Linked DNA regions of Mus musculus: region 1 is linked to region 2. Evidence: chromatin loops called from intact Hi-C (ENCODE). Cell type or tissue: gastrocnemius. All regions are shown on one strand. Each heading gives the region's core, and the rest is flanking DNA. Links, peaks and the distances in the headings are about the cores only.

Region 1 (8,575 bases), core at 384-8,383, 97 kb before region 2:
GTCTAGCATCCAGGCCACCCAGAGTTACATGATGAGACCCTGCTTTCAAATATTACATATATATTTGGGAAGGGGGATTTTTGTTGTTGTTGTTGTTGTATTGTTTTTACATTTCCATTACTGAGTTTGGCTGCCAACATGAGGTACAGCCTTCGCCTACTTGGGACCACAGCTTTTCTTTTTCTTTTTCTTTTTCTTTTTCTTTTTTTTTTTTTCTTTTTTTTTTTTTCTTCTTTCTTTCTTGTTTTTTTGTTTTTTTGTTTTTTTTGTTTTTGGTTTTTGGTTTTTGGTTTTGTTTATTTTATTTTATTTTATTTTATTTTTTGAGCTGGGACCACAGCTTTTGTGTGCTTGCCCTGAGGAACTACTCCCAGGTTTGTGATCTCAGTGATTCTGGTCTCTTTGTTTTTAAGCAGGGTCTCCCTATTTTGTAGCTCTGGCTGGCCTCAAACTCACATAGATCCATCTGTCTCTGCCTACCGAGTGCTGCTGCAATTAACGGTATGGTCTGCCCAGATGTTTAATTATTTTATTTTATATGCATGAGGGTTTTGCTTACTTGTGTGTCTGTGCACACAGTGCATGCCTAGACCCTGAGGAAGTCAGGAGAGGGCACAGTGGAACTTGGAATTGGAGTCACAGTTGTGAGCCACCAAGTGGGTGCTGAGGAGTGAGCCTAAAACTCACCCTTCCCATGGCTGGTTGGGGCCCTTTCATCTTCCTCCCCTTTGCTCTGGTGCACCTGTTTGGGATCACACCCCATCCCTCCCTCCCACTGAGAATTCCCATTAAGCTAACCCTCCACTATTTCACACCCCTCCTTATCCCAAGCTGTGAGAGGTGGACATAACTGGCACACCAGTGCCAACCCGTCTGGAAAAGGAAGCCTTGCTGGAGCAGGTCCCTGGCATCTGACCATTCTTTCACCAAATGATCTGTGGCTCAAAATGTTTTCCAAATACCAAGAATTCACCCTGAAAGACTCTGGGCTGAATTGTAAGTAATTTTACTCATTCCGTGGGAGATTGATGGAGGAAAGGGCAAAGGTCATGAGAGATCTTGCCTGAGGCTAAGATGTGAAGAAGTGGGAGAAATCAGCTCCATTAGGAAGCAGCAAGCCCTAAATCAACAGCATGGCAGACGCCCTCCCTGGGGAGAGGGGTGTGGCAAGGGCTCATCCACTGCCAGGAGGCAGCAGAGCCGGGCACATAACCAGGAATTGTTAGGGACTCTTGGACAGAACTGAAATATCAGTTGGCTGATATATGCATGCCTTTGCCTAGCTAGCAGTTCCTCGGCCAGTTAAAAAGGAGCAGCCATCCGGAAGGTGGTGGGACACACCTTTAACGCCAGCACTCTGGAGGCAGAGGCAGGTGGATCTCTGAGCCTGGTCTGAAGAGCTAGTTCTAGGACAATCAGGGCTACACAAAGAGACTATGTCTAAAACAAAAAACAAAAACAAACAAACAAAAAAACAAAAACCAAACCAACCAAACAAACAAACAAAACAAAACAACCCCCCCCAAAATGAAAACAAACAAAACCCCCAAACAAACAAAACAGAAAAAGAAAGAAAGAGCAAGCAAATACACAGACCCACTTGTACCGAGCAAGAAGGGGGACGCTCGTGTTCCCAGCAGCACAGCCAGCATCACCAAACACAGAAGCTGAGCACTGATGGGTGGATAGTGTGGAGTGCCCGCACTCCAGCTATAATCCAGCTATAATCCAGCTGTGCGTGGTATGTGTGTGAGTGCACATGTGTATGTGTGATTGTACTGTGTGTGCACATGTGTATGTATGCATGTGTGATTGTTTTGTGTGTGTGTGCATGTGTGTATGTATGCATGTGTGATTGTACTGTGTGTGCACATGTGTATGTATGCATGTGTGATTGTATTGTGTGTGCACATGTGTATGTATGCACGTGTGATTGTATTGTGTGTGTTCATCTGTGTGTGTGTGAGTGAGTGTGTATATGTGTTCTTATGTGCACGTTCACAGACGCCAGAAGTCAGTTCCAGGTGTCTTCCTCAATCACTCAGCACCTTACTTTTTGAGGATCTCTTCTGAACCTGGTGCTCACTGATGCAGCAGACTGGCTGGCCAGCTCTCCCACCCCAGGGCCACTGTTGATTTCTTTCCAATGTTGTGGTTTGCTGTTTTGAGATAGACTCTTACTATGTAGCCCAGAGTCCCTACATAAACCAGGCTTCACTGATCCTCCTGCCTCTGCCTCCTTGGTGCTGGAATTACAAACACCGGCCACCTTACTGGCTCAGTACTGAGGTTTGAACCCAGGGTTCCACAGGTGCTAGGCTAGATCTAACCATATTCCATCTCAGTCTTTTTTACAAAGATGACTGAAGGGGCTGGAGAGATGGCTCAGTGGTTAAGAGCACTGACTGTTCTTCCAAAGGTCCTGAGTTCAAATCCCAGCAACCACATGATGGCTCACAACCATCTGTTATGACATCTGACACCCGTTACTGGTGTGTCTGAAGACAGCTACAGTGTACTTACATATAAATAATAAATAAATATTTTTTTAAAAAATGACTGAAGAAGGTGTGAGGCGGGAGGTTGGCAGCTGTTCTTTTTGGCATGATGGAAAGTTTTACAATTGACTGTAGTTTGGTGTGTGGGCATGCACCTGTAACCCCAGTCAGAGGGGTTGGCTATCATTGGATATTAATTTCATTGTCTTTTTGCAAAACCCCTAATAGTCAGAGCAGGGACTGTCTCTGACTTTGTTGCCTGCCGTTGGGACCCTTGCCCCAAAGCCTTAATATAAAAGGAGGTGCCTACCTAGTCTTACTGCAACTTGATATATCATGGCTAACCTTCCAGGTCAGCCCTTTTCTGAAGAGAAACAGAAGGGGAGTGGATGGACCGGAGTGGGGTTGGGGTAGGGTGGCTGGGAGGGAATGGGAGGAGAAGAGGGAGAGGAAACTGAGGTCAGGATGTAACATAAATAAAATTAAAATAATAAAAATATATTAATAAAAAATAGAAAAAATAGAACTATTTTATTTAAAAAAAAAAAAAAAAAAAAAAAAAAGCTTGCCCGCGACAGGCCTTTAATCCCAGCTCTCCGCAGGCTTTGCACTCAAGGCCAGCCTGATCTACAGAGTGAGTTCAGGTCAGCCAGAGCTACCCAGAGAAACCCTATCTAGAAAAAACCAACCAACCAACCAAACAAACAAACAAACAAAAAAGCTTTCCCTTTTATCTTATGTGTGGGGGAGTTTTGCCTGAATATGTCTGTGTACCCCTTGTGTGCCTGGTGCCTTCAGAGGCCAAAAGAGGTTCCGTCAGATCATCTGGAACTGGAGTTACAGGCTCATAGAACGTGTGGGTGCTGGGAATAGAACCCTGGTCCTCTAGAAGAGCAGCCGAGTCATCTCAGTGACTCCTCCTTTCTCCCTGACTCGATAACTCTTTAATTACAAGCTTCGTGACTGTGCCAGCGCGGGATGGGGAGGGCTGAGATCAATCCCTGATGTCCACACCCGTGTGAGGAGGAGAGTGAGGTCTGGATCCCCTGGCTGCAGGCGCTGCTGCGGCCCCAGGCGCTGCCGCCGGTTTAAGCATAGCCTGTAATTCCCCGAATGGCCTCTTGGTGGCGGCCACGTAGCGTCCTTCATTGGAACCGGGACTGGTCAGGGTAGATGAGGTGTAGACCAAGAAAGGGTGCGGCCTGGACTCCTAGAGGTGCCATGCTAGCTAGAGTGGACGTGGCAGTCCAGGGTCCAGGGTGAAATAGGAGCCCAACCCCAGGAGGGGACTCAACATTCAGCCTGCGCTGGCAGAACACAGCCTGTCACTGTAGGCAGGCGGAAAGTCGGCAAAGCGTTTTCAGGGTTTGGTTGGGATCATTTAGCAGTGTGGAAATACAAAAGGACAAACCTTTGGGGCAACAGGGGATGTGAACATAGTAAGTTCTAGGCAGCTGGGGCTCCAGCGGTCTCCAAAGTGGGGGAACCCTCTCAGGCATATAGACCCAGAGGAGGATCGGCTGACTAGAAAGCAGGAGTGTGGGCCAGGTCTGCCTTTGGGATCTAGAATGGTGTATGGGTGACCGGGTGTAGTGTTACCTGCACGGGGCCTCATGTACGTTTAGGGTAGGTTTCTCCGGCATCACTAGCATCCACACCAGATGGGTCTGGTGTGAGCACCAGGGTGACTCTAGGCTGAGAGGAGGCAGAAGACAGAGGGGCCTTTGTGCTGGCTAGTTTTTGTAAACTTGATACAAACTAGTATCACCTGGGAAGAAAGACCCTCAACCGGGGTGTTTCCTCCATCAGAATGGCCTGTGGACAAACCTGTGTGGTATTGTTTTCCTGACTGCTAGGAGGTCCAACCCACTGTGGGTGGTCCATCCTTGAGCAGGTGAGGCTGGGCTGTATAAGAAGCTACCTTGGGGTGGGTGAGTGAGCCAGTAAGCAGCCCTTCTCCATGGCTTCTGCTCCAGGCCATTTCTGAAGCCCCTTCTGTCTTGGCTTCCCTCCATGAACGTCTCCAATCTGTAAAATGAAATAAAGCCTCACTGCCGAAGTTGCTTTTGGTCATGGTGTTTATCACAGTGACAGAAAAGCAAACTTGAACAGCCACCCTTGAGGGCTTCCAGAGGCTGACATGGGACCCCCGTTGGGACCAGTGGACAGGGGTACAGGAATCTCAGCAGACTGCAATGTGGAAAAGAGGGAATTGTTTTGGGGGTGTGACCGTCCAGTTCAGGTAGCATGCCGAGGGCAGTAGAGTGAGAATCTGAAGCAAAAAAGGGGCTGTTGAGCCTTAGTCTACCTGCCCGGTCCACCCACACACATGATCCCACCTCACCGTTGCATCTCTGGGCATCTAGCAGTTTTTCCCGGAAGGGTCTGTGGATCCCACACACCTATTTATTTATTTATTTATTTCTCTCTCTCTCTCTTTTTTTTTTTTTTTTTTTTTTTTTTTTGGTTTTTCAAGACAGGGTTTCTCTGTGTAGCCCTGGCTGTCCTGGAACTCACTCTGAGTGGACTAAGAACATCTATCATGTGCATGCACTGCCATCCATGGCTGGTATCAGCTGCAGTGCATGACCAGGTCTCAGGGCACACCTGCACTCGTGGTCACTGTGAAGCTCAGAGCCCCCACCCAAAGGACCAACTCAGACTCCTGGCAGGATTAGCAGGATGGCAGGCCCTGTCTCTCCTCCTGTTAAAGCTCGGAGTCTCTTCAGTGCAGGTCACCATTCGGACCTATTATGTGTTTCCAGGGGGCTGAATACCTACTCACAGTCTCCCGTGGCCCACATTCCTTCCTTGGGATGACCAGGGCAGAGATGTCCTAGCAACAGCACCCAAGTGTTGGGATTTCCTTTTAAAGATTTATTTATTTATTTTATGTATATAAGTACACTGTAGCTGTCCAGATGGTTGTGAGCCTTCATGTGGTTGTTGGGTATTGAATTTAGGACCTCTGCTCGCTCCTGTCAACCTCACTCGATGCGGTCAGCCCCACTTGCTCCGCCCCAAAGATTTATTATAATAATAATAATCTTATTATTATACATATTGTAATACAATATTATAAATATTTTAATTATTATAAATAAGTACACTGTAGCTGTCTTCAGACGCACCAGAAAAGGGCATCAGATCTCTCATTATGGGTGGTTGTGAGCCACCATGTGGTTGCTGGGATTTGAACTCAGGACCTTCAGGAGAGCAGTCAATGCTCTTATCCACTGAGCCATCTCGCCAGTCCCAAGAAGTGTTGTTTTTAAAAAAACAAAAAACAAAAAACCCCCCAAAACTCTAGTCATTCAATTTTACCAAAGAAGACTCAGGAGCCAGACACCAGGGTGAAAACCTGCTGGCTCAGGGAGCTACATCACAACAAGGTTTTTTTTTTCTTCACAGTCTGATCACAGATCCTGTGATACAGAAGAACATTGTCTGCCTCACTGTCTCCAGCCTGCAGCCCGCCTGAGGATCTTCCCAACACCTCCAAGGCCTGAAGCAGAGCCTGAGGAACCTCCTGGGAACATTTCCCTGGATCCACCCCCATCGCTGGCGAGACAGTTGGACAGCTTGTGTTTGCACATTCGGCCCCCACAGCTAGGCTTCCTTAGGTCCACCCACTTCCCCCTCCTGCCTTATAGTCCCTGGGAGTTCCCAGCCTAATTGAGTCAGCAGAAGTGTGTGTGACTACAACTGGCCTACTCTTGTGCAACTTGGAACTTGGAACTCCTCCTGAGGTAGGGAGCCCCGGCTCTGAACAAGACTTTTCTGAAGCCTCATACTGTTTAGCGATGTGTTTCTATACATTTCTATGGCCAGTGTCACAGTTCCCTGTGTAGGCCAGGTGAGTGTGTTACCATGGAAGTGCACATTCTATGCTTTACACACACACCCACAAAAACTAACATCTACAGCTCCAACCTTCATCCTCCAAGGCTCAGCGGACAGAAGAGAAGGCAAAAGGAATGTAAGACGGAGACAGAGGAGCACCGTGAACAGCCATCTTCTGAACAAGGCACAGAAGCTGCACTTATGAGGTCACGACGACAGCTGTGGCTGCCTGCACAAGGTCTTCACAAATCAGAGAGGCCCCACCCTTCACTGGGGCTCTATTATGGCTACGGGTGAAGAGAGTTGATATTCTTGGGGTGTGGCTGTTGGCAGGTTGCCCATGCTTCACTGGAGGGCTGAGTACCTATGTGCACATATGTAGCTCTGATTGGATTCAGTGAAGGGATGAAGGAGGAGGGGGATGTGTTGGGGAGGGGAGGGAAGATAGGAAGTGTCACTATCATTAAGACACACTGCTTAACTGTGTGTCAAAATACAGGAAAAAAAAACACTTTAATTGAGTCAGCACGATAAGATTGCAGGTGTAAAGGTGCCCACGTGGTGGGAACTGACTCCTACAAGACACACATTCACACCCACACACAAAAATAAACACATGTAATTAAAAATTGTTTTCCAGGGGGGTGGATCTGGGAGGAGATAGAGGAAGGAGTGGACATTAATACAATCAAAATAGATTATATGAAATTCTGAAAAGAATTAATATAACTATTATAATACACACACACACACACTTATATTTTCTAAGACAGGATAGCCCTGGCTGTCCTGGAACTCACTATGTAGAGCAGACTGGCCTTAATTTCAGAGATCTGCCTGCCTCTGCCTCCCAAGTTCTGGGATTAAAGGTGTGTGCCGTTAACACCTGGCTAAATATTATGTTTTAAATATCTTACAAAAAAATAACTAGCCAGTCATGGTGACATATCCCAGCACTCAGGAGGCAGAGGCAATCCAGTCTCTGTAAATTCAAGGTTGGTCTGTTCTATAAACTGAGTTCCAGAATAGCCAGGGCTACTGTCACAAAACAAAACAGAACAAAACAAAACAAAACCCTATACTTCTAGGTGGGATTATGGCTCACAGCTGTTATCCCAGCACTTGAGAGGCTGCGGCAGGAGGATTGCTGTAATTTTAAAGGTACCTTAGTCTATAAAGTGAGACCTTGTTTCAACAAAACAAAAAGTATCAGCCAGAAGCTAGAGAGATGGCTCAGTCATTAAGTCTGGGGTAGATGGATCAAGTCTTTGCCTGACTTAGACCCTGCCTCAAGCAAACAAACCCCTGACAAAATCTCCAGTTGTGCAGCCCTAAACATATTCACATTGTTGAGTAATTCTCACCAAATGAAACTCAGTCCCCATGAAACATCACTACCTCGCTGTGGGCTCCGGCCACCTCCCTTCTACTTCCTGTCTGTGACTGCCCGCTCCAGGCTCCCTCCCTTCAGGCCAATTATGCTTCATGATGTCATACACTCCTGGGCTTACCACCCGCCAGCCACGGACACTGGGGCTTCATGGACTGCCAGCGCTTGTGAGCCGGGCTGCTGTGAATGTGTGTCCACAAATCACTTATATCCCTGTTCTTTATTCTCTGTCGCTGTGTGGCTGTCCCAACCCCATCAGCAGCGAGTGTTGGGGTCTGGAAGGGCTCTGAAGAACAGCAACAGAATCCTTTAGGGTTGCAGTTAGCACAGAGCAATGGTTCATTTTCATGATCACCCTAATTGGATTCAGAGATGTCTAGAGGCTGGAGAGACACTCTGTCTTTGAGAGCACTCACTGCTCTCCTAGTGGCCTCCAAAAAGATCCCAGCACCCACAGGGCAGGTCACTGTCAGTGAATTTACATCGGTTCCGGGGAGAGCCTATGGAGGGCTTCAACTCCTTGGTATCGCCCCACTTTCTGAGAGTTGTAACAGAACTTCCTGTGACTGCTTTGGACAGATCGCCACCACCTCTAGGCCTTTAGGGACCCGTAGGTGGGGACTCTTGCCTCCTGCTGTGACAGTCCAGCACAGGAAGGACAGACCCCACTACCCACCCACTTTAGCTGAGGGCTCTGAGGCAAGAGTCAGTTGTCTGAGCTCTCTTCGTTCCCACTGACCTCTCATAGGACGAGCCTGACCTGCCCAGCTCGGAGAGGACTTCAGGGCTAAGAATAAGGGAGTCCCTCGTGCCTGGGCCCAGGGCACCTGAGATGGTGGAGTTG
Region 2 (8,575 bases), core at 305-8,304:
GCGGGCCCTCAGCCTCCACCGCCTACCCAGGCCCTGTGTGTCAAAGATGTGACCCCGAACCTGCAGAGCTGCCAGCGGCAACTCAACAGCCGAGGGACTTTCCAGTGTAAAGCGGACGTCTTCTTGTCGCTGCACGAGACTGATTGCCAGAGCACCTGAGCCCTGAACCCCAACCCTGCGGCCGGTGACTCTCCCCAACCCCCATATGCCCAGTCTTGCTTGAAGTAGCACAGACCCTGTGTGGGTTTGGCCCCTAGCTCCCACCATGCTCCATAGCAAATGGCTAAATTAATAAAGAAGCAAAACTGTCTCTGCTAAGGGTTGCTGGAGGAGATGGCGCAGAGACCCTGACAAGTGGGTGCCTGGCTGAGCGGGTCCCTGGGGTGATGATTGCTCCACTTCCCTTCTGTGCCCTGGCTGGCTCTTTTCCTCTTCCACAAAGCCAGAAAGGGGATAGAGCCTCCACCCTGACTCCAGAGTCTGAACAGGTGGTCCCCCTACTTAAGCAGTAGGCACTGGGCATAGATAGTTCTTGCATGCCATTTAAAACCACCCCCAGAGCATCCTCAGACCCTGCTCCTGCTGCTCAGTCTTTCAGAGCCACAATGTCAGCTCAAGGTTCTTTTAGAAAGCCCTGCTCGGAGTCCTGCCTCACCCCTGGCGAAGCCCCTCCCAAAGGCCCTGAAGGACATAGCTACTGTGTGCGCGACAGATCACTGGGGTGTGCAGACTCTGTGCAAGGGCGGGACTTCACGGGAGCCCTTAGATCCACCCACTGCGCTGGTAGAAGCTTGGCCTGGCCCCACCCTTTCAGAGGGATAACAGGGCTCAGTGGCCTGCCTGGCCCCCCCCCCCGCCCCCCCCAATGTTCTGGGCCACAGAGCCAAGTGGGCAGCAGACTTGAGTTCTGCCCCAGTTGTTTCTTTTGCCCTGCTTTCCCTCAGCCCAAGGCAGACACAGGTGTGGGTGAGGCAGGTACCACCAAGTACCTGAGCTTCCTTCTGAGCACCTCTCATTCTCCTCTCTGTGGTGCCTCATCAGCCACACCCGGCATGGGACAGAGCTGCACCAGAATCCCTGTTTGGGAGCTGGGCCTCGCCATTCCTGTCAGCTGCTTCATCACCGAGCCAGTCTCCCCACAATCAACCACCAAGAGCAGTTCTGGGGTCCTCATCAGGGTCCCCAGATATGCACAAGCTACCCAGCTCCCTGGCCCGGCTCGCCCTCCCTTTCCTAAGAGCTCTTGCTGTGGGCGGATGTGGACCGGTTCCAGTTTCTTCCCGGGGTCGGGAGCCTACAGAGTGCTTCCCACAAGGCTTTATTCAGTTGAGCCACCAAAGTACAATGAGGACCAGGCAGTCTCTGCAGAGGACAGCCGTGCTGCCCAGCTGTCGGGGCAAGTGCATCTTCCAGGAGTCAGGAATGGGGTGCTAGAACGTGCCCCAAGGTAGAGGGTGCCCACGGGCAGGGTGGCCCAGGAACAGAGGTCCCCAAAGCCTCTGGACCTTTCACCAAAGCTCAGTGGGCAGATGTGCAGCTTCCAGTCAGGCAGGAGGGGTATCTCTGGCCAAGACTGGGGCAGTGGCAGTTGGAACCCATGGATGCCCGGGATACACAGCAACACGCCTCCAGTCAGTCACAGGTGCATCTGCTTATCCTGTCCACGGGCCACATCATTGGGCTAGCTACCCTCTCTGAGCAGCTCAGAGGGAAGGGCTGAGAGCCTGCTGCAAGGCAGGTGCCTCGCAGGCAGGCAGCACCCTCAGCAAGGCCAGTTTCCTTTGGAATTGTGTGAGCTGACATCAAGACACAGAAGCAGAGCCGGGCAGGAAGAGAAGAGGTGGGCACAGGGCAAGGGCGTGAACAACATCTCCGGGTCTGAAGCTAGTCAATCTCCCCTCCAGGCGGCGCCTCCTGCTGCTTCGTGGCCTCCAGAAAGGCTAATTCCTTGGCTTCTTTCTTCTGATTCCGTGCTTCATACTCCAGCCTGGGGCCAGACGGGTTGTAGGTTGGTTCTCTCCAATACTGGGGGTTTGCCCACTGCCAACCCAGTAGGGGGGAGGGTGGCAGAGGGGAGGGGAGGAGACACACCTGTTCTTGATGATCCTCTGCACAATCAGGTCTGTAGTGAGGTCACTGCCACTGTCAATCTGATAGAAGATGCCTCTTCTCTTGGGCTCCTGGAGGCCTCAATGGGAAGAGAAGTGGGAGATGAGAGGTCTCCTGACCACAGAGACACCCCCAGCTGTCCCTCCACCCATGGGAGACCAATACCAGGAAGGATGGTTGCACCTACTTCCCCGAGGCAGCCCACGCCGGGCAACCCACCTGGTAGGGGTCAGACCCATCCCTGTCGGGTACAATCTCTGTCTTCCCGTGACACACCAGGTCCACCTGGAAAGGGAGCAAGGTCAGGAGACTTCCTCAGAGTTGCTATGCCACCACTGACAACCACTTAGGGCTAGCCCAAACCCCAAAAAACTGGCCCAGGCTGAAGCAGGCAAGAGCCTCTAGGAAGATTAGCATCATGTTCTGCTCAGGAGAACTTTGAGCGAAGCCTCACCTTGAAGTGATTCAGGAGCTCCGCTGTCACGGAGTATGGTGCCCCAATCACCACTTCTGAAACATACTGCGGAAACACAGCCAGTGAAGCACCTCACTCAGTCCTCATCCCTGGCGAGCTAGAGGGCTAGAGCGTGGCAGAGGAGGCCAGGGGAGCCAGCAGGGCAGGGCGACACGGCCAGGGCCAGTGGGCAAAGGGGACCCTCAGACTCCTTCAGCAGGGGAAAGAAACTGCACCCAGTAGGGCCCAGCCGCCCGGCCCTGACTCCCAGTTCACTTACCCGGCAGGCCAGCACACTGAGAGTCCGCTCGTGCAGGTTCATGATGGGGTAGTTCTTGCCCTTGTACCGGTTTACTTCCTAGGGCCAGTGAGTTTGGCTCAGCTGGGGGACCTCAAATGAATGGTGCCTTCCCTCCCAGCTGGCCGTCGTGGGCAGAAGCTGGGAAAAGTGCCCCCTCTCATAGGAACACCCTAGGCAGGGCTGTCCTGGACTCCAGAAGAGAGCCAAGCTTGCCTTCGCAGGCACCTGGAGCCTCCTCAGTCCTTCAGAGGCCACCTGTGCCCAACACTGACCCCAGCAAGGCCCCTTGAGGGACCCCATGGCCCATCAGCTGACGGGGTGCTGAGAAGCAAGCAAGGAGGAGGGCAGAGACCTGGTCAAAGTGTAGGCCGGCGATGACGTAGGGCCTCTTGGCTAGCTTGTGCACCTCCTGTAGGAAGTCCACGTGCCCGATGTCTATATCCAGATTAAGAAGCAGTAACTAGCTGTGTATCATGGTGTTCTTGTAAACCCAGCACTTGCGTGGCGGAGGCAGGAGTATTGCAAGTTCTAGGTCAGCCTGGACTACACAGGAAAATTCTGTCTCAAGAGAGCAAGACTTGGGGTTGTAGTTCAGCAAGAGGTCACTGGCCTCGGATACGCAGAGCCCTGTGCTCCATCCCCAACCCCATGGATGGAGAGGAGGAAAGCAGGCCAGGTAACAGCAATGGGCACCCAAGGGACCCCGTGCCATTCTCCCTGGTGAAGGCCGCACCCACCACAACCCAGCTCAACCCTGGAGCCTTGGAGGCTATGGGTCCCACTCTGAGGCATGACTTCGGGCAGCAGAGGATACGGAACAGGTCAAAGGCACCAGCCACATAGATGACCGTCTCCCCGGGCTGGGGCTCCTTCCCAGAAGCAAACTGGATGATCTTCTGGGATGTCTGTAGAAACTGGGACACCCCTGTCCAGGGGCTCTGCCCCCCAGGGCACTGTTAGTCAAGAGAAGGAACCAGTCAGTGGTAGAGGCCTCTATGTGTGCCCCTCACCCAGTACCCTCCCCTTGGTCATTCTTCTGGGCCCAGGGCTCCCTGTGCCCCTGTCGTAGGTGTGGGTGATGGGAGTTGCACAGAGCATTACAGGCTGGACTCCCCCAAACCCCAGCCTGTCAATAACCCAGCAGCACAGCTGGGGGCTGTGTCCAGGCAGGCACTTGGGGCAGGGGCAGGGACACACCATGGTAAGGCCACGCAGGACCACTGTAGCTAGCAGGACTGTGGCTCCACCCGGTGGCCACAGAAGATAATGCAGTCAACACCAGCTCTGCCTGGCAACACCACCAGGAGCAGGCGCAGAGCCCAGTGGCCAGCAGACACAGCCCTCTGGGGGACCCGGCACCCTGAGGCCACCATCTGGTCACCTGGGAGGAGACTTCTGAGGAAAGTGTGTCCCCGGCAGGTGTCGGGTGAGGGGGCTACAAAGGGAGAGAGGGCCAGGCCATTTGGTTAGATGCCACCTGTAAGGTGGGCAGTCCTTGCTCCTCCTCCAAGAAGTGGCTGCTGGGACTGGCCACCTCTTGCCTGTCCTCCCTCCCAGCATCCACTAGCTGGCCAAGCCTGATGGTCAGTACCTGGTCAGCACTGGGAAAGAGAGGGAGGAGGGCAGACACTGAAGCTTTGGGCCAACCTTTCCCCATGGGACGCCTAACGGGTGGGTGGGAATGTCAACTGGATTTCCAGAGTGGCCTCAGCGAGCCAGGCTGTACTCACCTTTCCAAAACTGTCAGCATATTCCCGGTACTCAGAGGACATCTCCTGCACACAAGGGCAAGAAACTAAGGGACCTTGCCCTCCTGACTGCCAACCCTGGGCCCAGCACGCCATGGCCCCGGAGCCCACTAAGGGGTTGGTCAGGGAGAGAAACAGGATAAACCTGAGGGTGGCTAGGTGGTGCACCCCCCCCCCTGCACCCACCCTCCCCCGTGTCCTTAGCCCAGGGACCGTATCCCAGACCCCATCCGTTTGGACTCACCTGGCTGCTGTGATGGGCCTTGGTCACCAGCAGCATGCGACCCACGAGGTCTGTGGTGGACACACCCTGGGTGCGTTTGCACTCTCTGGGACAGAGGTAAGGTGGAGGTTTTCATCCAGGACAATCCTGAGGCTCTGCTATAGGCAGAAGCCACCTGAGGGACACAACCCTAACCCAGGACCACCCACCCACAACAGAAAGCCAGACTGGGGCAGGAGCAATGGGCTCACTCAGCTGTACAACGTAACTCCAGGGAGTAGGCAGGTCACATTGAGGACATACCAGTTCTGGCCCCCATTCCAACGTTGTTCCCTCTGGCCTCTATTACACTCAGGCAACCCTGATATGCATTCCTGGCTGCTCTGTCCCTATAGGAACCACTGGCCACAGCTGGCTCTTTAAATTACAGTTAATTAAAATAAAAAGGCAGCTCTCCAGGGGCACCTGAGACTACCGAGTCTACGAGTCTAAGGATGTCCTACAAACGGTGATGATCGAGAATGCTGCCATCTGGCAGAGCTATGCCTGGTAGCACCGCAGAGGCCCTGGGGTTGGTCACACAAAGCATGCTGTCCTGCACTTTCCACACCTGACCGAGGACCCAAATGCCTTGCAGGGTATGTATGTCAACACAGCAACAAGGAGAGCTAGGCAGGGGGTCTCCTCTTGAGCCCCACTCCCTGGACCTACCTGTACCTCCCAGCCTGCTTCACTTCCTCATAGGTGTCTCGGCCGTCTACTGTCAGCGTGATGTCATCTAGAGGTGACACGCACACAGAAAAGGATTTGTTCCTGTTTTGTTGTTATTTTGAGAGGGGGGCAGGGCATGTCTTGCTATGTATCCCAGGGTGACCTGGAACTCTTTTTGGAACAAGGCTTCTCTGATTAACCTTGGCTGTTCTGGAACTTACTTTATTTATAGACCAGGCTGGCCTTGAACTCAGAAATCCACCTGCCTCTGTCTCCCAAGTGCCAGAACTAAAGGCGTGCACCACCACCGCCCAGCTAATCCAGAACACTTAATGTCCCGTTTCAGCCTCCTCAGTACTAATGCTAAGATGATAGTTATGTGTCATCACACTAGGCTCATAAACAGGGTTTGTTTTTTGGGGTTTTTTTTTTCTTCTTTTTTTTTTTGGTTTTTTGAGACAGGGTTTCTCTGTGTAGCCCTGGCTGTCCTGGAACTCACTTTGTAGACCAGGCTGTCCTTGAACTCAGAAATCCGCCTGCCTCTGCCTCCTGAGTGCCATGCGCTACCACGCCCGGCAAATTTTTTTTTTTTTTTTAGATTTTTTTAATTCATTTATTTCATGTATGTGGGTACACCATTGCTGTCTTCAGATATACCAGAAGAAGGCATCGGAGCCCCATTACAGATGGTTGTGAGCCACCATGTGGTTGCTAGGAATTGAACTCAGGACCTCTGGAAGAACATCAGTGCTCTTAACTGCTGAGCCATCTCTCCTGCATAAACAGGGATTTTTAACTGAGAGCCCCCAGGGGCCCCTTTCCCTTTGCCACTGCTCTGGGGATGGTCCCAGAGCTTCCTTGCATGTGCATAGGATGAGCCAAGATGAAAAGCCCACTGTCTCTGTGACTAGGTCAGCAGGGCTGACTGCCCAGCCCCCACCTCAGACCCTGCCCACTCACTGCCGTGAACACAGAAGTCACAGTTGTGCTTGTCCAGTGTCTCCAGGGTGGTGACGTAGGGAGCAGCGGGCACCACCTCATCCACCCACTTGATGGCCTGTACCATCTTGTACCTCTCCTCCTGGGTAAACACCGGGGGCCCCTTATGCTTGGCAATCTCCTCTAGGGACAGAGAAAAGGACAAGACAAGGTAAGTGATGTCCAGGAGTCTGGGTCGCAAGGCTGCAGTGTGCAAATGGTATGCCCACAAGGCAGGACCCCGTGCCAACAGCATTGTCCTCTGGCCAGGGCGTGTGCTCGGGGGCATCTGCTGGATAACTAAGAAGAGGGTTCAGTCTCTTCTGTTTCAAGAACCGGGGTAGGGGCAGACAATACAGCTGTCCTGTGTTGCCACAGCTCTCTATAGCTGGTACCAGGCTATGTTACTCTCTAAGCTCCCTGAGTCACCACTGTGCTCTGGGGAAGGAAGCTGGAACCATTCTGCCCGCCCCTCTGCCCCACCCCATGCCCTGTAGGCTTAATCCATTGGACTGTCCGGCACATCGGGCCCCACCTTACCATCCGTATGCACACCCACGATGAGGTAGTCCCCCATGGCCCGTGCCTGCCGTAGCTGGTTGGAGTGGCCATAATGCACCATGTCATAGCTGTGAGGACAGACAGGAGACTGAGGGTCTTGTGTGGGATGCAGCACGGCTCCCTGAGAGGCCCCCACCAGGGCTCCTAGCCCAGATCCCGGTGTTGGGCTTACAGCAGAGAAGTCGGTTCTCAGTTGTCCATACCCTAAGTACTGGACCTAGGGCAGGACTGGGTGCCAGGTCTAGCAAGAGTGGCAAATTCAGGTACAAGGCCTGGCTGGTGAACTCCCAAGACAGCTGTTCACTGGCAGATGCTTAACCATTTCCCATGTCTTAGACTGCCTTTGCCCTGTTGGTGCCTCCTGCTATGGGCAGGCATTTCAAGCTGCTTCAGTTCTTTTTCTTTTTTTCTTTTTTTCTTTTTTTTTTTTTAAGACAATAAGGTCTCATGTAGCCCAGGCTGGCCTCAAACTCACTATAAAACCTAGGACGACCTTCAACTCTTGACCCTTTTTTTTCTGTCCTGGAACTTACTTTGTAAACCAGGCTGACCTTGAACTCAGAAATCTGCCTGCCTCTGCCTCCCAAATTCTGGGATTAAAGGTGTATACCACCACGCCCGGCGACTTTCAGCTCTCAACCCTTCTGACTCCATCTGCTGAGATTCCCACCCAAAGCCAACTGTTGGGTGCTACAAAACAAATGTAGGACCTTGTGCATGCTGGGCCAGCATAATACCAGCTGAGCTAGCTACACTCCCAGCCCGCAAGATACAAGAGATTATCTAGGATTTGAATATGGAACCTCCTGCACCCTAAACAAGAATAGTCCCCCTGGATCAACAAGCCACACTCAAGCTTGGAAACAAGAGATCAGTCCTGCATTGGGAGCAGATACTTCCACCCTGACACAAGTGGACAGTTCCCCACCCCCAGGGCTGGCTTAGCTCTCTGAGAGAACAAGTGCCTGTCACCTGCTTTTATCCTCAAATCTAGGTCTGGCCACAAGTACTTTGTCAAGGTCAAGCTATGCAGAAGCCAGCAATATGCTGGACACTGAGGATATCCCAGTGGGATATCCCTGGGACCACCTGTATTCTTTGCCATGGGCCAGTGCTGGGCCATAGGTTCTGCTCTGCTTCCTCTAGAGCCCTAGTGGGCTATCATCATGTCAACACCACAGTGCACGGGGTGGGAGGTGGGACATGATAACGGGCAAATTCCAGGACAGCCCTTGTGCCCACTAGACAGGCAGGGCTAGATCAAAGGTCAGAGTCTGCATCTGGGCTTGTGGCACCATGGTGGGGCCAAGGTCATAGTCCACTGACACGAAGTCAAAGCTGGTGACTCAGGTGCAAAAGAACAGAAGGGGACTGAAGTTGTAATTCAGTGATGGAGCACTTGCCTGTACATATATAGCACACAAGGCTATGGTTCCCATCCTCAGCAACCAACCAAAGACAAACAAGAAACGCACAAAGTCTAGCCTATT

The links. Peaks named below come from ENCODE experiments on the same cell type or tissue, not always from the same donor. Only the 100,000 strongest peaks of a DNase experiment are listed, where the experiment ranks them.
Region 1: it touches region 2 in a loop (8-fold over the local background); 12 of 42 quality-filtered maps call a loop at or near these places.

Annotation. Positions count from the first base shown.
Region 1 is chr11:120,512,122-120,520,696 of GRCm38, forward strand. No RefSeq gene overlaps it. Among named protein-coding and RNA genes, the nearest start is that of Gm39490, 10 kb to the left of the region's middle. In gastrocnemius, for the core only: no CTCF peak of the experiment used is centred there; DNase peaks (open chromatin) are centred at 892, 1,180 and 3,627; H3K4me3 peaks cover 1,515 bases; H3K27ac peaks cover 2,642 bases.
Region 2 is chr11:120,608,785-120,617,359 of GRCm38, forward strand. It overlaps Npb (neuropeptide B), which reads left to right. Exons shown (of 2, transcript NM_153288.3): 2 at 31-316. The coding sequence ends at 159. It overlaps Pcyt2 (phosphate cytidylyltransferase 2, ethanolamine), which reads right to left. Exons shown (of 14, transcript NM_024229.3): 2 at 7,065-7,153; 3 at 6,507-6,668; 4 at 5,547-5,613; 5 at 4,857-4,941; 6 at 4,595-4,639; 7 at 4,246-4,299; 8 at 3,679-3,817; 9 at 3,217-3,299; 10 at 2,844-2,921; 11 at 2,564-2,629; 12 at 2,329-2,394; 13 at 2,092-2,180; 14 at 1,278-1,987. The coding sequence ends at 1,885. Among named protein-coding and RNA genes, the nearest start is that of Npb, 4.6 kb to the left of the region's middle. In gastrocnemius, for the core only: a CTCF peak has its summit at 4,123 (motif pointing left); a DNase peak (open chromatin) is centred at 4,181; H3K4me3 peaks cover 555 bases; H3K27ac peaks cover 1,443 bases.